4 separate regions of the Homo sapiens genome follow, and regions 1, 3 and 4 are each linked to region 2. The links are chromatin loops, found by intact Hi-C in ENCODE. Cell type or tissue: dorsolateral prefrontal cortex. All regions are shown on one strand. Links, peaks and the distances in the headings refer to the core of each region. The heading gives the core; the rest is flanking DNA.

Evidence for each region. Peaks named below come from ENCODE experiments on the same cell type or tissue, not always from the same donor. Only the 100,000 strongest peaks of a DNase experiment are listed, where the experiment ranks them.
Region 1: a loop joins it to region 2, with 10 times the contacts of the local background. A loop is called at or near these places in 11 of 110 quality-filtered maps.
Region 3: it touches region 2 in a loop (4-fold over the local background); 13 of 110 quality-filtered maps call a loop at or near these places.
Region 4: it touches region 2 in a loop (11-fold over the local background); 62 of 110 quality-filtered maps call a loop at or near these places.

What each region holds. Positions count from the first base shown.
Region 1 is chrX:50,811,245-50,817,410 of GRCh38, forward strand. It overlaps SHROOM4 (shroom family member 4), which reads right to left and starts at 2,950. Exons shown (of 9, transcript NM_020717.5): 1 at 2,658-2,950. The coding sequence starts at 2,774. RefSeq lists an enhancer at 1,997-2,498. In dorsolateral prefrontal cortex, for the core only: no CTCF peak of the experiment used is centred there; DNase peaks (open chromatin) are centred at 2,160, 3,197 and 3,607; H3K4me3 peaks cover 3,367 bases; H3K27ac peaks cover 5,000 bases; H3K27me3 peaks cover 3,224 bases.
Region 2 is chrX:50,744,908-50,751,073 of GRCh38, forward strand. The region is part of intron 1 of SHROOM4 (shroom family member 4); the gene reads right to left. Among named protein-coding and RNA genes, the nearest start is that of SHROOM4, 66 kb to the right of the region's middle. In dorsolateral prefrontal cortex, for the core only: CTCF peaks have their summits at 2,884 (motif pointing right), 3,085 and 3,900; no DNase peak of the experiment used is centred there; H3K27ac peaks cover 1,114 bases; H3K27me3 peaks cover 4,910 bases.
Region 3 is chrX:50,688,813-50,694,978 of GRCh38, forward strand. All of the region lies in intron 2 of SHROOM4 (shroom family member 4), which reads right to left. Among named protein-coding and RNA genes, the nearest start is that of SHROOM4, 120 kb to the right of the region's middle. In dorsolateral prefrontal cortex, for the core only: CTCF peaks have their summits at 3,131 (motif pointing right) and 3,331; no DNase peak of the experiment used is centred there; H3K27me3 peaks cover 2,643 bases.
Region 4 is chrX:50,900,589-50,906,754 of GRCh38, forward strand. It overlaps the pseudogene H3P44. Among named protein-coding and RNA genes, the nearest start is that of BMP15, 7.1 kb to the right of the region's middle. In dorsolateral prefrontal cortex, for the core only: a CTCF peak has its summit at 3,243 (motif pointing left); a DNase peak (open chromatin) is centred at 3,253; H3K4me3 peaks cover 625 bases; H3K27me3 peaks cover 4,788 bases.

The sequences.
Region 1 (6,166 bases), core at 778-5,777, 67 kb after region 2:
TGCAGTGAGCCGAGCTGGCACCACTGTACTCCAGCCTGAGCAACAGAGTGAGACCCTGTCTCAAAAACAAACAAACAAAAACATGGCTACTAGATTGTCATAGTATCATTTAAAGACCACCCACTTGAATGTCATTTTAGATATGGGGATGCCTAGACCCAGGTAGGGCAAGTGATATACCTAGGATTCCAGAACTAGAGAGTGGCAGAAAAAGGATTAGAACCCAAGTTTTTAATCTGCCAACCCAATTATCTTTCTATTACCTTCCACCCATCCCAACCAGTGTGTACAGACTAAGAAGGCTGTTTTCAAGGAGAAAGCTGTATTGTTCTGAATCATAAAAGGAAATAAAATCAAGGTTGAAAAATGAAGAGGGAATTAATGAAATATGCCAAAACAGTGTCTTGTCAAGAAAAACACAATACAGGCAATCATTGTGCTTAAAAAAATACTATGGTCCCTTTATATACCGTTGAAGCCAACCCAGTTATAACTGACTTTTACTGTTAAGAACTAGGCTATTTGGGAGGAATGGGAGAAATAATTTTATCCCTTGCATATCTAAATGCATGTCATAATGAGCCTTCATATAATAGGGGTCAACTGTACATTCAGTGGAAAGGGAATCATTAAAAGGCACCCTGCCTCTCAACACACGAAGCACTTCCTCTACAGCTTGGCCAAGGAAACCCTCATCTACCCTCTCAAATAATCCCCCAGCCAGACCACAAATTGCTGGCTGCCCCATACTTAGTAACACCCCCTGCCATGCTCTCACTGGCTCACAAAATAATCCGGGACCACAGCAGCAAGCACTCTCTGGGGTGCTTCTCAAGATGGGTCAGCTCTGGGCAGAGCTGAAAAATGACCTCTCCAAGGCAGGTTGTCTAGGCAGACTGTGGAAATTCTGTGGGCGGTGTGAGGAGAAAAAGAAAGGGAGGAACTGCCAGATCATGGAGGGCTGCATATCCCATTGTGACCTTGGTGGAAAGAGTGGGGAGAGGAGGAGCTTGATTAGAAGAAATTCCTGAAGGCCAGGATTCCCCTCACCAAAGGAGTTGAGTGTTTTTGTTAAAAAAAAAAAAAAAAAAAAAAAGCATATAACTTTCTCCAGAGAACACTGGAGGGAGACTGCCTCAGGAGGGGTTGTGACAGTGGATGACAAACGCATCTCAGGCTGGTTAAAGTACATGACAAGTATGGGGGAAAGGGTGCTGGATGAAGATCTGGGCTAGTTTGGGGAGGCTAATGATCAGAGGGGTCCCTGCCAGCCCCTCAAAATGTTGCCTCAGCATACCTCAGACTCCTCAATCTGATTGGTACACCCATGGCAACACTCCAGGGTTGCTAAGAGTGTGGGCCCCAAGGCCTGAAGGATCCCATACACTGGAAGTCAACCACAGGCTCCAATGCAAGGCGAATGCCGCACAGGTTATTGTGGGTGTGTGTTGCGGTGGACGTTTGCTGAACCCTCTGCTGAGATGTGACCAATGTTGAACCCCACCCCCCCGCAAAAAAAAAGTGATATTTGCTCCCTGCTGAAAAGACACATCTTTCTATCTCCAGCCTGAACCCACATCTACAACTTCAACTGCCATTTAAGCGGGTTGGAAGCGGGAGGGCTTTTCGGATTTGAGGATTTAAGAGAAACAACAAAAAAGTGGAATAAAGTTCGTAAAGTCCGTTCACTTGGCAATCTGGCACCTCAAGGTGAGTCGTCCCACAAGTCACTCTTCCTGGTAACAGCTCCAGCTGCCCCTACCCCTCGCCCTCACCCCTACGGGGGAGGCTCGCTTTGGGGGTTCTGGAGCACTCAGGAGAGCTCCTCTCTCCTGTCCTCAGCTGCAACTTGGCTTCCAGCAGATCACAGACTCCTAAAACAAACAAACCCTGGCGGCGGCGGCGGCGGCGGCAGTGGCGGCGGCGGCGGCGGCGGCGGCGGCAGCGGCAGCAGCAACAGCAGTAGCTCCAGCACAGCTGCGCTCCATGGCGCAAGTTTCCTCCACACTTCTCAACGTGCAGGAAATCTCGCCGGCGCTGGGGCAGGACTCTGGAGGGAGGGAGAGGCCGAGCCGAACCGGCGGCAACAACGCCCCAAGAGCTGAATGGATGTGTGCGCGTCCGGCCGTGGGAAGTGTGGCTGGCAAAAGCCACCAATGGCCTCATCTCCGTTCCCACACCAGCCCCTAGCCCTGCAACCTGCCTGGGAGGGACGGCCCGCCGGTCGATAGAGGGGACAACGCTGCCAAGAGAGCTGCCAAGCCGCGATGACTGTCCCTTCAGTCCTTCACTGTCCCGCAGGGACGCAGAGGCCTCCAAGGAGAAATCCCCAACAGCCTCCACTTCCTTCGGCCCAAACTGAGGGAAGTAGCCGCCCCGACGTGGGGCAGCAAGGGCTGCCCCAGCGCCCTCGCGAGTGTGTCTGCGCGCAAGGTTCTAGCCGGGGGCCAGTTGTGCTCCCAGCTCGTGTTCCAGCCACCCTTAGGGGATGTCTGCACCTGGACTGGTGGCAAGACCCCTCCGTGCCGCTCAGAGGGTCTTTCGCTCCCAGCCCTAAGTTTCAAAGTTGGCCTGAGGGCCCCGTCCAGCGGCAGCCTTCGCACCCGCTTGTCCATTCAAAGTTAGGCGCCGTTAGGACATCAGCCGCCAGTTCTTACCTTAGACACTGTGAGCGGCTCACAGTGTTCCAGACCCCCCTTAAGGGTGAAGCCCCAGGGTGCCCCCCCTTGCAGCTGCACAGGGACGTACTGGAAGGACCCAGGCCGGTTCTCCATCCTCGGCTGGGCTCAGGCGCCGCCGGGCTCCTTTTCCGAGGGGGCTACGTTGCCTCCGCCCCCAGCAGCTCCGCCACCATCGCCCTCCAGCTCTACGCCACCCCGCACCGCCCTGCTCCGCCTACTCTCCCGGCTGGAGACGCTCAGGCAGCGAGCGAGCGCAAGGAGGAAATGACACGGAGCTGGAGAAAGGGGGAGAGAGGGGGGAAAAGGAGAAGGGAAAAAAAGAAAAGAAAAGAAAGAAGGAGAGGCGGAGGGATAGCGCGTAATGGACAAGAAAACGGAGCAATGGGGAGGGGCAGTCACTGGGACCTCGCCTATAGGATCGCTGGGGAGTGGGAGCGAGGCGAGGCCTCACATCAATTGTTACATTGTTTCATTCAAGCAGGGCCCCTCTTTGGTCCTCCTCTTTACTGCCGGGTTCCCCGCCCCTCCAGCCAGCCCAGGCGAGGGGAGGTGAAAGTCGTTAGTGTGGACGGCCCGCGTGGCTGAGTGGGCTGAAACGCTGGTTTCCTGATTAGCGCGTTCATGTTTCTCTGACTGCCTTTTTCTTCTGAAGGTCCCGAGAACGGAGACCTGGGAGGGTTAAAAGGCTGCTAATTTGTGGACCTTGCCTAGAGGGGTGGAAAGCAAAGCCAGCAGGCCAGCGGACATAGTGAGGCTGTGTGTGTAGACTGCTCTGTGTGTACGCGCTAGGTGTGTGGGGTCATTATGAAACATTGCCCCAGAGCATAGTTTAAATAAAGAAGCACTTTGAGGATGCCCCCTGCTCGGGCTCCCCCGCACCCTGGCTCAGTGTTGGTGTCTATGGCTAGCACTGTGCTTGTGTATGTTCCAGTCATCTGGAGTTCCTGGCACGGCCTTGCACTTGCCCCACCGAGATGAGCAAGCCAGCAATCAGCAAACTTTATGACTAGCAGTATTGTCTCTAAACAAACCTACAGGAAAGAGCATCCATTGATAAGCTGGCCAATTAATAATGTTGTGCCTTTGGGAAGAATCAGCTTTTAGACTGGGTCCAGAACATCTCTGCACATCTGTTCAAGCTTGACCTTGTAGTTTCTGAGCTGGGCTTTTGTAATAGACCAAACAGCCACAATAATAGTCCTGAAAAGCGAATTTGTTACTGAATCTTGTGCTGATTTCTCTGCCTTCACTTGGACAGGTTATCTTCTCTCTTTGAGGTGTTTTCTCTGGAGCCACATGCGGGCAGTGAATTTTTAAAGGGCCTCGCACTAGCGGAGAAAGTGTTGACAACTCAGTTGTGACTCAACAGGATGTTCCCACTCTGTCTCGCCTGTTCAGTTTCTTCCCCTGTTCTTGTGCAGCTTCTTCTTCATGGCCAACAAACACACTGCGGCCCCTTCCTTCACAGCCAGCTTTCTGCGGTCAAGGTTTCCACTCTCTACTTCTACTTCCTCACCTGTCACTGCCTCTTCAACGCACAGCAGCCTGCGGTGTGCTGCAGCAGGCCACTGAAATGTCTCTCAAAGTCACCCCCCTCCATCAATCCTTTTTTCTTAGCACCCCCCTGGACTGTCTGCATATATGATGCTGCCCTGACTTTTCTTTAATAAAATGGCAATTTAGGTGTTTATAGCCTGCCTTTTTAAAGTCCTTAGAGATGATGCACATGGGAAACCATCCTCGATCTTTTAGGCCTACAAACACCGTCTTGATCATGTTTATTGTTTTATATTTTCCTTATTTGAAAGCAGAAAATTTGATAAAATGGCAACTCAACTTGTTGATTCTTACTTGTGTTAACCTATGTTATAACATTCATTTGCCCTGCCCCACCTTGAAACTCAGCATTTTTTTTCTTTTTCGGATAATATTTCTATGATTGTAACTTGGTAGAATCCAGCGTGTTTCAGTCCCAGCATATCTGTAAAGTTCAGTTCACAGGATATATAGTCATCACTCAAGGACTATTAGAATTATGTGTCTAGACTAGAGGAAAGACGTTTGGAAGCAGTAGACACACATCTGAGCCCTGGCCTTGTCACTAACTAGATGGGTGACCTTGGGCAAATCACTGAGCTAACTCTTTTCAGTCTCCTGTTCTTCCTCTGTAAACTTTAGCTAATAAGCCCTGACTTTCCTACCTCCCAGGACTGTTGAGAGACTAAGATGAAATAATACATATGAAAACACTTTGGTAAGGAAAAAGTAAAAATCCTCTCACAACCTTATTATGAAAGCAAGCACTGAGCTAGTCTTTAACTAACCTATTTTCATTCCAAGCCTTACTCTACAATGATGTCTTGTTGCACTCTTCAGTTTATCCTTTTCATCATTACAGCAGAACATAAATTACCTAGCCCCTTGTACAAACAGTGCATAAGTAGTAGATATTCTGAACATAAGGTGGCTAGATTATCTTGCTTCTTTATTGATAAAAATCAGTGCTGCTAGCAGGCATCTCATTCTTCTTTGGAAGTATACAGTTAGTGGTAGCATGACTGCATAGTGGAAAGGGTACAGGGTAGAACTTGAGATGCCTAGATTCTAAGCTAGTTCTGCCATTAATTCACTGTGGATATTAAGCATGTCACCCCCACTCTCTGTAAGTTGAAGGGGTTGAGCGACTTGATTTCTTAAGTTCCTCTACAGTTTACAAATTCTGTGACTACTTCCTGGCAAGTGCCTGAACGTAGTATATGTGCAAACAAAATCTTGATAGAGTTGAACCAAGTAAAAAGAAAGCAATGGAGAACATTCGAGGGGTATATTACTCTGTGTGTGTGTGTGTGTGTGTGTGTGTGTGTGTGTGTAAAGTGCATGCACACGCTGGAGCTATCAGACAGATGATAAATTCATTCTAAAGTATGTTAAATTGCCTGTGGGGAAAAGGTGGAAAGTCCACTAGGCAGGTAGAAATAGGAAACTGCATATCAAGGAAGGGGTGGTGATTGATAATACACACTTGGATGATAACTGAAGCCATTATTTGCAGTATATAATCTCACTCAGAGAAATTAGAATCTCACCCAGAAAGTAGAATCCTGGATTATGCTAATATTTAAAATATGCTAATATTCAAAAGTCAGGAAGGATAACAAAAGACCCACAAGGGAGTAGACACAGGAGGTGGGCAAAAGGCCAACCAGGGAGAGATAAATTAAAACCAGGCTAGGTACTTCCACCTCATTAAACATTCCTCTCAGGAGTCTTGTATTCATTCAAAAGCTATTGAGAAGTTTACATTTTTGGAAGAAGGAAGACTGAAATAGCAGTCCTTCTCTGAGCTTTTTTTTTTTAAAACTTCCTTAGCTGAACCTTTTTTCTAAACTCAAATTTGAATACAATTTTCCTCATCGCAGTGCCTGTAGCTTTTTTGTTTTTGTTATCATTTTTAAAAATTTTATTTTTCCCTCCCCTGTGGGATC
Region 2 (6,166 bases), core at 571-5,570:
ATCTTATATCAAAAGGTCACAGGTTTTTCTTAAGTTCCTAGATCCAGTAAAGCTTCTATCTTTTGCCAATGTATCTTTGTATGGATTGGGGAATGCTTTCATACTTCAGGAAGTCTTTAATTTTATCCTGCATTCAAATAGGGTTTAGCAGCTCATAAATATCATATCTCTGGTAGCTCCCACACAGGTTTAGCCTAGTGTGTGTGTACAGCCTTCCAGACCAATAGACAAATGTGATCTTAGCAGGGCATTTTTAAACTCTTTCCACAGGTCTCTCTCTGAAATGTCTGGCTGGTCTTTTTTCTTCTAGCTGCTACTAATATGTAATTCTCTAATATTCACTACTATAATCTCTGCTGTTTTCAACAATAACTTTAGGCATGAATTCCTTCATGCTCTGTTCTAAAGTCAGTCAGTCCCCATAGGCTATGTTACTATTTGGAGCTGGATGAGGAGAGAATGATATGGCAGCCTGCTTCTTCTACAGTGACATCTCTGCTCTATGAGCCCCCTGAAGTCCTTGTCTGACAAAAACAAAAAAACAAAAAAAAAACTGGGCCCTCGACTTGGGAGTGGGGAAATAGGAGCCCTGGTCTTCTCCAACTGCCATTCACAGTTTGCTGCAACTGTCTAGGGTAGTGCCTTCATCTTAAGAGTGGGAACTGAGCACGGAATGGGAACCCCCAATCTTCTTGTTTTTTGTGGCCAAGAATAAATCTTGTACAACAGAGAACTGGAGATGGAAGAATGAGAGTCACTAGCAGCCTGATCATTCTGGAATGAAACTATAGCTCTATAATCAACAGCTGGTAAGAAAGAGACCCCCTGTTTTCTCGGTTGTACTCACCTGGAATAAATCTTCTGCAACATAAAGTTGGGAGGAGGAATGGAAGCAGTTCCTTGCTCAAATGCCAATTGTTCTTACCAAGGTTCCATAGATTTTTCTTAAATAAGTGATTCTCAATTTGTTGCATGACCTTGAGCCAGTTTCCAGATACTTTGAATGGTTGTTTTACATCATCTTCTACCATTTTAATGGTTGTTTTACTGGTGAGAGGGTTTGTTGAGCTCTTCACACTAGAAGTTGGTCTGTCACAATTGTTAATTCAACACATGTTTAGCACACACCTACTATGTACTAGGTGTTATATACACTGGATTTGTTTGAATTAACAGATTTATTAATGTATAGTTGATATACATTAAACTGCACATATTTAAAGTATACAATTTGATTATCTTTGACATATGTACCTTCTATTACTATAATCAAGATGGTGAACTTACCCATTAATCCCAAAAGATTTCTTGTGCCCTTTGTATTGCCACCCAGTTTTCTCTGTCCCCCTCCCTCTGGTAACCATTAATTAGCTTCTGTCACTATAGATTAGTTTTTGCACCTGTTTTTAATTTACAAAGCTGATTGGTGGTGAAGTTTCTCTTTTACCAGGGGACCACCCTCAGCCCAATTGCTCTTTTCTTATGAGCAGAACATTTTTAGAGATTTTCTTTTTGCCTCTAGGTCAAAATTACTCAAGAGAAAACAAAGAATCCAGCCACCGCCATCTCTGCAAAGGGAGTTTTAGTAACCAGCTCACCAGATTCCCAAGTATATGTTTCCAGACCTCCAAAAAAGGCAACAGCATTTCACTCCTGTTTGAGTTGGTAAATTCAAGTCCTTGCATTTAAGGAGTTATAGGCTACAGTGTAAGAAAAGCCTTAGGATTCTTCCCTTACAGTGGAGAAGGGTTGAGAAGTCACCAGGGTTCTTCTCACTGTCTTTGCTTAGGTACCAGCAAGGGCTATTAAGCAACCCAATGTTTTCCCATTGTCCTTCACATGAATGATTATAAACTCCCAGCACAGTCTGAGGGACTCAGGGTGGTCCAGTTTCTACAGAGACCCAGGAATTGAATCCCCAAACTATACACATGCTATTACTTCTTTCACTCTTCAAGAGGAAAATGATATGGCAACTCCAGCAGGCTTAGCTGTTATCAACTAGAACTGATCCTAAGAGCAATGATTTATTGCTTGCCTACCATATATCAAGCACTGGGCTAGGTGGTATAGAATTGTTAATCTCATTTATAATACAACCAATCCACAAAGTTGGTACAATTTTTTCCCATTGTACACAAGGGAAAGCTGAGGTAAAAGGAGGTGAAAGGACTTGTCCCAGATCATATTCATAGTGACTAGCACAGGAGAAACTGAAACTCAGATCTGACACTTAGGTTACCCTCTATCCACTGTACTATAATGTCAGATTGCTAAGCTTAGGGATTTCCCTCCACATCCCAAAAGCCTCTCATAAGAGGAGAATTCCAACTATATGGCTTTTCATCTGTGTGGCAATAAATGCCACCTGGGACCCTGTATTTTTATTGCTTTTATACAAGCCTATATCACTCTGTCAGACGAATTAAAAGTGCTAATTCACATAAATGCCCCTCTTCAAAAAGAGCATGGGAAATATCCAGAAAACCCATGAATGAATTCAGAATCAGGCTGTGACTTTGACTGTTTACATGACAGCGAACCACAAATGCTGGATTACATTCCAAGCATCTGTGTTTAGCACCTTGGAATCTTGTAATATTAAAAAAAAGTTCTGACAAATAGCTATCCATGGAATGTAGAACTCTAACTCAGTTATGCTGTGTCAGAAATTGGCGAAGATGCTTACTGCAATATTTTTACAAGGGCTATCTTACAAAATTGAGGCCAGTATGCCATCTTCCAGTTTGTGCTGCATCTCATGCAGGTTTGTCATTCATTAAAAGGCTACAAAGAGATTAAATGGAATAGGGCTACTTGGCTCAAACAAGAAAGAATTCAAGTTTAAAGCAGTTACTGACTCTCCTCAGTAGAGGGCAGTGGTGGGCAGGGCAAGACTGGCAGGAGGAGAAGGGGGGAACATTAATTTCTGTGGTGTACCCACTAAGTGCTCAGATACAGTGCTTAATGCTTTACAGACAGTATCTCATGAATCATGGGTATTACCCTATAAAGGAAGGATTATTAGCACCATTTTAGCCTCAAAGAGGTTAAATGAATTGAACGCAGATCTGGTGCCATCTAGTTCAACTATTCCATGCTGTTGCCTGAAAAGTACTGCTTTATTCTAAAGTGTCAAAACTGGAAGCTTATACTGATGAACTGAAAGAGGAGACTCTCCTAGGATAGAGTAGGTCCCATATATGATAGTATCCTGAAAGATCGAGGCTGGCTGGAACAATGGAAAACATTTAACAAAGATAACATGTAAAAATTATAAACTTCAGAGCCAGTGACAAGGTGGAAATGATCTACAAGAAGTGGTTCAGAGGATTGGAAAACTGACATATGGGGAACAGTTGAGAGACTTGGAGAAGATTAGACCAGGATGCCTGGCACTAGGGAGGTGTTCATACATGTTGGAAAAACTGAATGTAGAAAATATCATGAGAAACCTAACATTGTCTTTTAACTACCTAAAGGGCAATTAGTTATCAAGAAGGTACATACTGTTTTGTGTGGTTCCAAAGGCTAGGACCTAGATCAGCTGGAGGGAGATTTTAGTTTCTTAAAAGGAATAATCTACTAAAAAACATAAAACTCTAAGAGAGAGAGAGCAACTCAAAACTGACATGAGTTGCTGTGTGAGATTCAGTTGTAAAGATGACCTCCAGGAACCCTTCCAACTCCAGGAAGTTCAGATTTTGTGCTGATTAAGACTCCCGGGATGGCTTCTTTACTCTTGTCAAGTGATGTTCTTAAAACTTTCCAAGAAAGAACTAGTTGGTCCCCCATACTTAGGAGCCAAAGTATTCAGACCATTAGAATTAACTCTCCTAAGAGGACCTTATCCACACATCTCCAAAGAAATTATAGGAGAAATTCTGAGACTGCCTCACAAGAGGGAGCCATTGCTGTTCCACTGGAATCTGTATATTGGACCAATTAAAGACTACAAATGTACCTTTTATTCAAAGAAACAAATAAACATAGTCAAAAAGTTTAGCCATTTCATTAAAGATGCTGGGCCCAGTGGCTCACACCTGTAATCCCAGCACTTTGGGAGGCCAAGGCTGGTGGATTGCTTGAGCTCTGCAGTTCAAGACCAGCCCGGGCAACATGGTGAAACCCCACCTCTACAAAAAATCCAAAAAAATAGCTGAGTATGGTGGTGCACACCTGTAGTCCCAACTACTGGGGAGGCTGAGGTGGGAGGATTGCTTGAGCCCAGGAGATGGAGGCTGCAGTGAGCCGTGATCACACCATTGCACTTCAGCGTGGGTGCCACAGTGAGATCCTGTGTCAAAAAACAATACAAATAAAAAGAGAAGAGGCCACTGAAATACACACTTATAAAATATGATACCAAATAAAGCCTAATGATGATGGAATCTAAAGAATCTAACCCTAGCCATATCAGAATAAATAAGTCAGTCACTCACTCATCAGCATTTCCCTGGTTCATCTTATTATATGCCGGGCTTTGTTCTGACTAATGGAGATAACAGAGAGAAGTTAGAAACAATTACCACCTTTAAAAGGGTCACAGTTTAGTAGTAGAGAGATATCTTCATAGATAATTTACTCCCTGTATAGAGCAATGGGAGGATAGAGATCTATACAACAGGCTGTAGAACCACAGAAGTAGTAGGGATGGAATGAAGGAAAGGTTATACAGAGAATATATCATTTGAGCTAGACCTTAAAAAATAGATGAGAGTTCACCATGTAGAAAGAGGAAGGGTACATTCTAGCAAAGGGTACAACATGTGCAAAGAAAAAGAGGTAGGGAAGATCTTGGGATATTTAAGAAAGATAGTTTGTCAGGTATGGGTTGGCTAGGGCATAAGATGTATGAGAAAGTGGTGAATCAATTTCTTCATATTCTTGCTATGGAGAGATTCTCTCTAAAATGGCATGTTCAGCAAGCTTACCAACTGCTGATACCCTGAACTGGCTTCCACTGATGACCGCAGACTGGGCTGTGCGCTTGCCACTAGAAATCTGGTTTTTAGAAGACCTCCATCTACTATCTCTCTCTTGAGGGTTACCAAAGCCACAGTGAACTGGAATTGGACAACAGGGAAGCTTCTTGAGGACCTCAACTTGACCATAGCCACCAACACAAGAGGACAGACATCTCATTATCTTGGCCTCTTCCAGGTGGCACTTCTAGGAATGGAATGATTGATATAGAGGTCTTTGCTATAAGCTATGCCCAGATCTTCTTACCATGAAATCCTGAGACCACAAAAGAATGCCATATGTGCCAGCTCACCTGGCCAACATCAGTTACTAAAGGCCCATGCGTTTCCAGCAGGAAGTGTCCAAAGGGCTTCAGTCAGGAATCCTTACTCCTATTATTTTTTTGATACGGAGTCTCACTCTGTTGCCCAGGCTGGAGTGCTGTGGCGCAATCTCAGCTCACTGCAACCTTCGCCGCCTGGGTTCAAGTGATTCTCATGCCTCAGCCTCCCCCGAGTAGCTGGGATTACAGGCGACTGCCACCACACCTGGCTAATTTTTGTATTTTTAGTAGAGATGGGGTTTCACCATGTTGGCCGGGCTGCTCTCGAACTCCTGACCTCAGGTGATCCACTCGCCTCGGCCTCCCAAAGTGCTGGGATTACAGGCGTGAGCCACTGTGCCTGGTCCCTTCCTACTATTATGACAGACCCTTCCTAAAGGGATGAACTTCTGAATTTGCGGGTAGCCTCCTTCTTAAAATGTTCAATGATCTCCTGTTTCTGCTGCTATGCTTCTCCTGAAGCAGCCAAAATTCCAAATCATTTCTAGCAGTAGATCTGCATTGACCTCAGCTGATTTTAAGACCTATATGGGAAGCAATCTTATTTATAATATTTATCATCCTTCATCATCCTCAAGCAAACGATCAGAGTGGGAAATGCTAGAAAGTAGTACAGTGCTGGGCATTTAATAAAAGTTCTCTAACCATAGCTTGATTAAGGTTGTCCTAAAATGGGCCACTAGAAGATGCTGGCCATTAAGATTTGACAAAACATTAACGTATCACTTAATATGTCACTCCATATTCAACAATAGGAGTTTGTCTTGCTCAGTAAAAATGGGATGAAATTACAAGGCTTGCCTTCACCATCTTTAACTCAAGGTTTCATAAAGACATACATATAGAAAATGCATTTTT
Region 3 (6,166 bases), core at 585-5,584, 56 kb before region 2:
TCCTCATGTAGGGAAGTAGGAACTATGAGTAACTGGTTTTCTTGATAGTTATATTTTTCGTGGTCACTTAAATTGGCATATGACATTCCATTCAGTTTATTATGATTATGGATATTTGAAAGACTGTTTTTAAATAACTGATCAATTTTGGGTACACTGATCAAAAAGCAAAAAATCTAGTTTTTATTATATGAACCTGGTATCTAGATCCTGGACCAGCATTAAGATTAATGTATTATATATTTTCAAATAACTAGAAGAAAGGATATTGAATGTTCCCAACATAAAGAAATGATAAATGTTTGAGATAATAGATATGCTAATTACTGTGATCTGATCACTATACATTGCACATTGGAAAACCACTATGTACCCCATAAATACGTACTATGTATCAGTTAAAATAAATTAAAAAATGGAAGTGAAAGAATAACCTGGAGGCTGATAAATGACATTGGTAAGGAAATGAGAGTGATAATCCCTGCTTGTCTGAGCTTCAAAAATGAAGGGAATCTTACATGAGGGTGGAGGAATGATGGTTCGGAAGTTGTCTATGGAGAGCATGGCTAAACCAGAATATGTCAATATACTGTACATTCAATTGTATCTTGCCTTTTTGTAAGAAAAAGTAATACAGTACCCTAAGACTTTACCCACATCATCAAAAATTACTTGTGTTCATTTTCTCTGTCTGTACATTTTTGTAATTTCCTCCATACACAACCTCTTTCTTTCATGCATATTTCTTAAGGGCATTCCTGATTGCTTATGAGTTTGTTCCCATTACGAATGACATAAATTTCTCCATATAGCTTCTAATTGATTACTGTGGTCTATTGTTACCTTTAAATTTGTTACTCTTTGACTTCTCCTTTGAACTGGTTGTAACACTTTACGTTTTCCTCATTAATGAGTGAAATACAATCTTTAACATGTTCATTTTTTGTCTACGTAAGAATCAAAATTTTGCCTTTTAAAAATTATTTTAATACTTGTAATGAATTGTTACTGTCCTATACTATTGAATTAGATTTCATAGAATTCCATGTATATATTTTGCATCTAAATTCACAAATTGGATAGAATATTCTTTCTTAGAGCAGTCTGTCAGGTTTTGGTATCAGAGTAATGCTAGCTTCAAAAACAATGTGAATAATTCTGCAACATTTTCAATACTATAACATACTTATAGAATTAAACGTGGCTATTTCTAGAAAATTTGAAGGAATTCACAGATAAAAATATCTGTCCCTTAAAGCCCTAAAGTATTTTTAGATGTCCCTAAAGTATTTTTGGAAGTTTCTCTTTGATAATTGTTTTCGAAGTTTCTACTGTTACATGTCCATTTAGTTTTCAACTTCTCAATAATTTCTGGCATTTAATATTTTATTAGATATTTTTAAGTTCTCTGAGATTTTCAAATATATTAAGGTACAATTATAGTAGTGCGCCTTTAATTTAAAAAATCTTTCTTTGTTGTTGTATTCCATTTGTCATTTAAATTTTATTGGTAATTCATCTTTGTTTTCTTGATTAAATTTGCTAAAGGCTTATCTATTTAATTCATCCCTCTGAAAAGAAACCTAGTCCTTGGTTTCATATTATATTGAATTATTAGTCATTTAATTTCATTCTTCATTTTTAATAATAAAATATTTAAGGTTATGAATTTACTTCTGAATATTCTCAAAGTTTTGGTAAGTCATGATCTCATTTTTATTATTGTTTGTTAGTCTGCTAGTGTTTCTTTGTGCTAATATTCACATATAAATGTGATCTAAAATATTCAAGTAATTGAAGACTTTAAAATTTGTTTTTAAATTGTAAACATTGTACATTATCATCAGATATTTCTACTCTTAAGCGTGTGTAGGCTGGGCTTGGTGGCTCATGCCTGTAATCCCAGCACTTTGGGAGGCCAAGGCGGGCAGATCACTTGAGGTCAGGAGTTCAAGACCAGCCTGGCCAACATGGTGAAGCCCTGTCTCTACTAAAAATGCAAAAATTATCTGGGTGTGGTGGTGCACGCCTGTAGTCCCAGCTACTTGGGAGGCTGAGGCAGGAGAATTGCTTGAACCCAGGAGGCGGAGGTTATAGTGAGCCAAGATCGTGCCACTGCACTCTAGCCTGGGCAACAAAGCAAGACTCTATCTCAAAAAAAGAGTTTGCAAAGCTTTTCTTTGTGACATACATATGATCATTTAAAAATATTATCTCAATATTTGAAGAGACAATATGCAGTCTATAAACAATTTTCAAAATGTATTAATTGGATCTAATGAATTGTTTTTCAAATCTTCTAAGTACTTTATTTTGGTCTACTTTATTGTCAATTAAATTATGTTAAACTCTCCCATACAGAAGTTTCTATCACTTTTTGTATAGCTGACAGTTTTTTCTTTATATATTTGGATGCCATGTTTTTTGCAAAAAAAAAATGGTTCATAAATATAATATCTTCAATACGGTTTGTATCATCAATCAATATAAAATGAATATCTTGGGATCAACATGGTTGTGTGGTCATTGTTCCTGATTTTTTTTTCCTAATAGAGAAGTGACATGCTCAAATACCTATTTGGAGAATGGATTGATTAGGAAAAAGTGAGACTGAAAGCTGAGAAGCCAGTGGGAAGGCTCTTAGAATAGTCCAGGTGAGAAATCATGAGTGGCTGGATTAAGACAAAGGCAACCAAGAGGTCTATGTAGACTTGGAATTAATTGAATTGGGTGAGAGAGGAGTTGAGGGTGACACCTACATTTCTGATTTAGCTGACCATTATCTAGACAGCAATATAGGAAGAAGAGCTGGGTTGGCTTTTCAGAATTGGCCATGTTCTAAAGTTCCTTCTGTTTATATTCATCCCAAAAGGACTCAAGCCCAGACCTAAAGCTAAGTGTTGGATCTTTGTCAGCTGATTGTTTACTCAAACCAAAGTCTTTCTACCTGTATAAAACACTAGGCTGAATATTCACAAATTTTAGGGTAATCACACTTCTTTTACGTGTTAAGAGCTCTTTCATAAAGTTGACGAAAAATTTGGACTGAACGAGAGGGAATTAATTTCCTATACCGTGCCCAAGGTAGTCCACATGTGAAGGTTAAGTTTTCCACAAGAGGGCAGCATCACCTAATAAATTATGTCATTGTAAGCCTTCACCAATAGGGGCTGAGATGGGGAGGCTAAAAGGGTAGAAAATACAGGTTCCGGGAGCCATAGGACCTGCCACACCATGAAAACCAAAGGGCCCTGCTAGTCCAAGCCCATAATTATAGCCACTCCTAAGTGACTGATAGTGGCAGATGTTGCTACAGTATGAGGAAAGAGGACATGGAACTCACCCTGGCGAGATGAGTGGGTGAAACACCTGAACACTCTCATTCTTGTGACTGGCTCAGAAGACACTCTAGATAGTGTTCACACTCCCTCTAAGTTGCTGGTGTCTCTGTACAACCAGCATCTCACAGGGGCCTTTATTTCTTATTCAGATCATTGCCACCCCTAATGATTCCTTAGCACATCATTCTCTGCAGGTTAGGCTGCAAAGCACACCACCATTCTGATGCTCTCCCAATTTAACAATGTTTGTTTATTCCAATTATGCTTCTTTTAGACCCTAAGGAAACAAATGGGAATGAAATTCACTGACAACCCATTATGTGACAGTCATTTTACATAAATTATCTTATTTAATCATCACAATAATGCCATTATATAGGAATTATTATTTGTCATATAAGAGACCTAGGAAGTTGCAAACATGGGAATATCTAACTCCAAAACAAAAACGCTTCCAAATTCACCAAATTACCCCTCCAAGAAGCCTTATTTAAGACCTAAATCTTGACCAATCCAAGATTTAATCAGTGATAATGTATCTATTATATAAGGCATTACTTAACATGTCACCTCCTATCCATGTACATGGGCAGGTATGGATTAATCTTAGGTACCAGCAGGTAATAGAAGTCAGTGGGATCCTACATAACCTCATTCTTCCTAGGTCCAAAGCCTTTCTCCTTAAATATTCTCTCTTCAGGATAAATCATTTGGATATAGAACATGAGGATAATGGAATAATTAAAGATGGCTTCTGTGTTTCTGACTTGGTTGGCTGAGTACATACATAGTGGTCCTGGTCATAGATAGCGATCTTGGGAGAAGATGATGATGTGTTAGGTTTGGGGCATGTTGTGTTTGCAATATCTCTGACACATTTAAGTATAAATGTCTAATAGGAAGTTGGTTATATGGTCTGGAGCATAGGAGATATAGAAAATAAATTGAAGCTATAGGGCTGGGTGAGATTTTCCAGGGTACATTAAGTTAAAAATGGTGGAACTATGGGAAACACCAACATTTAAGGAATGGTCAGAGGAAGAGCAGGTAGTAAAGAGCCTGGTTTTTAAAAAATGGACAGGGATGTAGGAAAATAACAAGGAAACTGACTATCTTGAAAGTAAGAGGTTTGGCCGGGCGCAGTGCCTTATGCCTGTAATCCCAGCACTTTGGGAGGCTGCGGCAGGGGGATCACTTGAGGTCCGAAGTTCGCAACCAGCCTGGCCAACATGGTGAAACTCCGTCTCTACTAAAAATACAAAAATTAGCCAGGCATGGTGGTACATGCCTGTAATCCAGTTACTCAGCAGGCTGAGGCAGGGGAATTGTTTGAACCTGGGAGGCGGAGGTTGCAGTTAGCCGAGATCATGCCACTGCACTCCAGCCTGGGCGACAGAGCAAAACTCCATTTCAAAAAAAAAAAAAGTAAGAGCTTTTTTTTTTTTTATTAACACGTAACAGTTATACATATTTTGGGGGTACATGTATCATTCTGATACATACATATAATGTGTAATAATGAAATTAGGAAAATTGGGATATCCATCACTTCAAACATTTATCTTTTCTTTATGTTGAGAACATATGAATTCTTCTCTACTAGCTATTTTGAAATATACAATAGATTGTTAACTATAGTTACCCTACCAAACTATTGAACACTAGATCTTATTCATTCTATCTAACTGTATTTTTATACCCATCATCAACCTCTCTTCAACCTCCCCACTTCCCAGCCTCTAGCAACCACCAGTCTACTCTCTATCTCCATGAGATCCCTCTTTTCAGCCTTTACATATGAGTGAGAACATGTAATATTTGTCTTTCTGGGCCTGCCTTATTTTACTTAATGACCTCCAGTTACATCTGCGTTGCTGTAAATGACAGGATTTCATTCTTTTTATGGCTGAATCGTATTCCATTGTATATATATTCCCCATTTTCCTTATCCATTCATCTACTGATGGATTAGGTTGATTCCATATCTTGTTTATTGTGAATAGTGCTGCAATAAACATGGGGGTGCAGATATCTCTTTTATATGATTTCCTTTCTTCTGAATATGTACCCAGCAGGGGACTGCTAGGTCATATGATAATTCTATTTTCAGTTTTTTGCTAAACCTCCATACTGTTTTCTATGGTGGCTGTACTATTTCACACTCCTACCAACAGTGTACCAGGATTCCCCATTTTCCCACATCCTTACCAGCATCTGTTTTTTTTTTTTTAATAAAAACCATTTTAACTGGAGTGAGATAATATCTCATTGTGGTTTTTAATTTCCCTGAAGATTAGTGATGTTGAGCATTTTTTCATATGCCTGTTGGCCATTTGTGTGTCTTCTTTTAAGAAATGTCTATTCAGGTCTTTGCCCATTTTTAAGTTGGATTTTTTTTTTTTTTTTTTTTTTTTTTTTGCTATTGAGTTGCTGTGTGAGATTTTTGGTATTGAGTTTCATAAAGGAAGGTGGGGGCAAAATCTAGAGCTATAATGTTAAATGCCATATATGATGAATATGAAAAATAACCCATTGACTTTGACAATTAGGCAATAATTTGTAGCTTTTGACAGAGTAGTTTCAGTGGAGTTCTGAGGGTCAAATTCTGGCTGCAGAGGGTGGAAAGCTAAATGGCAGGTGGAGAAGTGGAGATAGTGACTATAGACTCTTCCTTTGAGACTGAGTATGAACAAAAGGAGAAAGACGGGGCAGGAGCCAGAGGGAGAAGTGAGATTGTGGGAAGATGCAAGATGGAAAAACTTAGGTGTGTATATACGATAAAGAAAAAAAAAAACAATAGAAAGGGAGAAGGCTGAGCTCCAATA
Region 4 (6,166 bases), core at 366-5,365, 160 kb after region 2:
TTATGGTTTGTAAGCAATGATAACAGTTAAAATTCTGCACTCTCATGCTAAGGTTTACAAGGTTGTTTCTAGATTTCTCTTCCTGGAGATTCTCTACTTGGACACCCCCTCCAGCCTAAAGATCCCAGAAACATCATGAGGAGCTCTCATAGGGACTGTTGGATAGAAGCAACTCTGTTGCCACGCTGAAGACCAAATTCTGGAGATCTAGCACGGGAATCCAAATCTGAGGAGTGCTGTAGAAGATAAGTACAGACTCAAAGGTGTGACAAAAGCCGAGGACTTGGAGTCAAGAGACCTGTGTGCAAATCTGCCTTTCATTATAACTGTTTGATCCAGGTTAAATCACTTAACTGCTTTGAACTTCAGTTCCTCTTTCTCTAAAACAGGAATACAATTACAGTACCTACTTCACAGTTGTAATTAATGAACAAACAAATGCACAAAGGATCCAGTATACAGTAGATAATCAGTATCAGTGACTTGTATCAGAACTTCTTTCTTACAACTGCTGTGCCTTACAAATGCTGCCCAACTCCCCATAAGGGACCCATGGTAGAGATGACACTGCTCTTCAGGTCCTTCTTACAATTTTCAAGGCAATATTTGAAAAATTCTGAACTGATCCTGGAATGGCAACCTTCTTTTCTCCACCTATCAAAACCCTATTTGTAACTGTGGACCCAATTCAAGTGTCAACCTCATTGCACATATTCCTCAAATACTTTTTAGATCTTACCTAGGGACTAAGGGAAGAGTTCCTCAAGGAAGAGATGCTTGAGCTGACAGATGAAAGCTGAGTGAGAGTACCCTAGGGAAGGGGAGAGGAGATTATATTCTGGGTAGAGGAGACAATATATGTAAAGATCTTCAGGCAAAAGGTAATCTAGTTTGTTGGAAAAACTGAAAGAAAATCAGAAGAACAGTGAGGCTAAAGCACAGGGAAGGCCAAAAGCCTTATAAATAGAGTAGCTGTGCATGGCTGTGCAGTTGGAGCCCAATACAAACGTACCCTGTCAAAGGGGCGTGTGAGGACGGAAATCCAGCCTGTGTTCTCCTTGCTAAACCATGCATTTATAGGGCTCTATATACCCAGAAGGAGTGCCTTTTTCTACTTTGTCCACCCTTGTTTTAATTTTCAGAAAGATAAACAAAAGTTAGCAGCATCTCTTACGAGGCCATGCATGTTCTGGCTCCTATCTATCACACCATTCTTACCTGGAACTCTTACCCCCATTCTCTTCTTTGTGCTCCATCCACACAGGTCTTCTGCATCCTCAGGACTTTGCATTTGTTTTGCTTGTTATATGGGGTTTCACTATCATCTACCTAGTACAATTCTTGGCATACTATTGAGGCTTGATGAGTATGTCTTAGCATTGAGTCCATGACCTGAGGCTGATTTGGCTCCATCCGAGTCTGGACCTGAACCAACTGCAATTGGGTTAGACCTGCTCTGGTCTTCAGGCTAGTGAGGCTGGTACAATGCCCATTTCTAAGTGCTGGGAGCAGTGAATCTTCTTACCTAGGCATGGCAAAGGAGTCACTTTTTGTCTTGGGGCTGCTAAAATCTTTACAGATTGAGAGTCACAAGGGCTTCTTAATACAGGCAATATTAATTTTTTTTTCTACATGGGATTGAAAGAATTGAGGAATGTGGTTGTTTCAGACTTTCCTGCACTTCAAAACTCAGAAGAGCTTTCTCTAAGGATACATTACAACATATTCAACGAGAGTCTGCCCATCAGCCTAGATTTCTGAAAGAATGATAAGCTCCTACTGCAACCATTTGTTCAACAAATATTTATTGAGCATCTACAATAATTAATAAAATAGGCATGATCTTTGACTTCACAGAACTTAGATTTTCGTGCCATGTTCAGAAGTCTCTGTGGGATTATTTTACAGGGGAAATGTGTTTTCTTAAGGTGCCAAATGCTCATTGGCAGCTTATATAGCAACTAATAAAGCACAAGAAGGGTCAGCCTTCCTGGGGTCCAAATCCTAGTGGATTCTACCATTTGAGAGCTGTGCTACTACCCTGGGCAAGTTACCTTTTTTTATTTTCAATTTTCTCACCTGTAAATGAGAATAATAATGCTTTAACCTCATAGAGTTGATATAAAGATTAAACAAAGCATAATATGTAAAAGAATGTAGCCTAGTGCCAAATCAATAAATACTTTTATATAACACAACATACTCTTGTTTTATGGAAAATGAAAATTATTTTTAAGATAAAATTTATCTGGGAAATAGGTCCATTTCTCACGAACTCAGAATAGTAATCAGAGGAAATGTCATGGCTATGGGAAATGTTTCCTATCTATTATGTCCTGATCCAGGTTGTTATTTTCTTGAGATAGAAATCTTTATCTTGGTGTCTGCCAACCAACCCCAGTGCCTAGCATAGTGCCTGGGAGCACTGCAGATAGAGGACTTGTCCTGTTAATTTCTGTACTCTTAGGGACTGGTATAGTGTCTAGAACAAAGTATGCATATTATTCGGTTGGTGCAAAAGTAAGTGCAGTTTTTGCCATTAGTTTCAATGGCAAAACTTAATAGCTATATAAGCTTATTTTTGCGCCAACTTAATAGCTGTATAAGCTTATTTCATTCTCACAACAACCCTCTAAAATGATGCTATTATTATCCTTATTATTAGATGAGGAAGCTAAGGCACAGAGAGATTAAGCCAATTGCCCTAAATTACCAAGCTAAGAGTGATAGAGCTGGAATTTAAACCAAGCAGCCTAGCTCTTAGCCTGCACGGTAACACCTAACACAATCAGATAGGAAGTGATTACTAGATATTTGTTGAATAAATGCAATTGCAAGAAAATGTAAATTATGTTCATTTAACGGAAGAATTCCATTATACATGTGTGCTTAATACAATAGCGATATTCTGAAAAGTTAGATAAAAATCAATTCTTTGTAAACTTCATGCATTTCACTAGTGTGCCCAGCACATTGTAGTTTGAAAAAGTAACCCATACTGAGCTTTAAGGGTTCCTGCTATTCAGAGTAAACTGCGGTGATCCGTTTTGTTGTGTCCTTTTGTCAAGTCAGTAATCACCTCCTAAACTGTCTGATTTATAATTAGTTTTTTTCACATACTGGCTTTTTCTAAAGCAGGAAGGGCTGGTATATATCCTTTTTTAGATCTTGTTCCGATCACCTATTAAACGGCCCCTCCCTACCCCCTATCAACTAGAAGGCTAGAGAGACAGCTGGTGCCCTCTTCTGGGGGTTTAGGGCTGTTGCATACATTGGGCCCACCACGGGGCATTTCCAGAAAACAATTATGTCAACTACTTTTCAAGTCTGATGATAAGAATAGGGTTGGATTTTTATTCTTTCTTTGAAATAAGAAACTATATCTTTCCGAAAATAAGAAAGTTGACTGTAGTGTCCAGAACAAAGTATGCATATTACATGCATAAGCTTATTTCATTCTCACAACAACCCTCTACAATGGTGCTATTAATATCCATTTTAGAAAATGAAAATAGGAGACTCAGCCAGGCGAGTCTCCTGAAGCCCTGTTGGGTAGAGGGATGGAATTCCACTGTGGTGCTGAGAAGACGCTTCCTTCAGTCAGATATATTTTATGTATGTATGTATGTATGTATGTATTTATTTATTTATTTTGAGACAGAGTCTCACTCTGTCGCCCAGGCTGGAGGGAGGTGGCTGGAACTCAGCTCACTGCAACCTCCGCCTCCCAGGTTCAAGCAATTCTCCTGCCTCAGCTTCCCGAGTAGCTGGGATTACAGGCATGTACCATCATGCCCGGCTAATTTTTTGTATTTTTAGTAGAGACAGGGTTTCACCATGTTGCCCAGGCTAGTCTCAAACTCCTGGCCTCAAGTGATCCACTTGCCACGGCCTCCCAAAGTGTTGGGATTACAGGCCTGAGCCACCGCACTGGGCCTCAGTCAGATATATTTTATGTATACTTTAAAATCGCACGCTATTAATGAAAAAATTGAGCGCTTGAGGATTATCTACGTGCTAGATACTTTAGATACATTATCTCATTTAATAGAAGTGCAAACAATATCCCCAATTTACAGTTAAGAAAACTGAGAAGCAGAGAGGTTAAGCATTGGCCAAAAAATAACAGAACCAGGAATTTAAACCCAAATCATGCTCTTTCCAGTGTAATATGTTTTCTCTTTCTACTTCTTATGATCCTGTATCAAAATCCCACTACTAAAAGAGATGGCAAGGAAATGTTCTTGACATATGTAAACCCAAGCCAACATCACTGAAACATCAAAAAGAACCATGCCCCAAACCTCTATATAGACCTCTTGCTAGTTGTTCTGACATCTTGTTTTTTTTTTGTTTGTTTTTATGTAGTTGTGTTGAATTCTTTTTTAATATAGTTGTTTTGAATAGAAAGATAGGAAGTGGGCCGGGCGCGGTGGCTCACGTCTATAATCCCAGCACTTTGGGAGGACGAGGCAGACGAATCACCTGAGGTCGGGAGTTCGAGATCAACCTGACCAACATGGAGAAACCCCATCTCTACTAAAAATACAAAATTAGCCGGACGTGGTGGCACGCGCCTGTAATCCCAGCTACTCGGGAGGCTGAGGCAGGAGAATCGCTTGAACCAGGGAGCCGGAGGTTGCGGTGAGCCGAGATCGTGCCATTGCACTCCAGCCTGGGCAAGAAGAGCGAAACTTCGTCTCAAATAAAATAAATAAATAAATAAATAAATAAATAAATAAATAAATACAGATAGGAAGTGGTGTTCGCTCTCCAACACCACCGCCGCCTCTCGCTTGCAGAGCTCCACCTGAAGCAGAAGGGGGATAACGAAGGAGGTCTCTATACCATGGCTCGTACAAGGTGGACTGCCCGCAAATCTACCGGTGGTATAGCACCCAGGAAGCAACTGGCTACAAAAGCCACTTGTAAGAGTGCGCCCTCTACTGGAGGGGTGAAGAAACCTCATCGTTACAGACCTGGTACTGTGGCACTCCGTGAAATTAGACATTATCAGAAGTCCACTGAACTTCTGATTCGCAAACTTCCCTTCCAGCGTCTGGTGCGAGAAATCGCTCAGGACTTTAAAACAGATCTGCGCTTCCAGAGGGCAGCTATCGGTACTTTGCAGGAGGCAAGTGAGGCCTATCTAGTTGGCCTTTTTGAAGACACCAACCTGTGTGCTATCCATGCCACACGTGTAACAATTATGCCAAAAGACATCCAGCTAGCACGCCACATACGTGGAGAACGTGTTTCAGAATACACCATGATGTGAAACATTTCATTCTCAAAAAAAAAAAAAATCTTCTTCCTGTTATTGGTAGTTCTGAACGTTAGATATTTTTTTTTCCATGGGGTCAAAATGTACCTAACTATATGATTGTGAGTGGAAAAATAGGGGACAGAAATCAGGTATTGACAGTTTTTCCATTTTCATTTGTGTTTGAATTTTTAATATAAATGTGGAGACATAAAGCATTAATGCAAGTTAAAATGTTTCAGTGAACAAGTTTCAGCGGTTCAACTTTATAACAATTATAAATCTGTTAAATTTTTCTGGACAATGCCAGCATTTGGATTTTTTTTAAACAAGTTAATTTCTTATCGACGGCAACTAAATGGTGTTTGTAGCATTTTTTATCATACAGTAGATTCCATCCATTCACTATACTTTTCTAATTGAGTTGTCTTACATGCAAGTACATGTTTTTAATGTTGTCTGTCTTCTGTGCTGTTCCTGTAAGTTAGCTATTAAAATACATTAAACTATAAAAAAAGAAAGATAGGAAGTTTAAATTGGTAACAGACAGAGGTTAAAGAACAAAGAAAATGTTGGGAAGCAGGGAAGGGGTTAGGAAAGGAGGGAGTTGTGTGGCTGCCGCTCTACAACTCCTGAGGCTAGAAGTGGCATATCAGGTTGAGCCCCAGCTTTCTGGGGAATTCAGCTTGCATCAAATATAATAATAACTAACCTACATCTAGTACTTACTTTGTGCCAGGCACTCTTTTAAGTGCTTTACATCTGTTAACTCATTTAATCCTCACAAAAATCCTGTTTTACATGTTAGAACATTGTAGCAGAGAGAGGCTATGATTTTCATTTTACAGATGAGGAAACTGAGGCACAGAGAAGTTGAGTAGTTTATCCAAGGTCAAGCTAACA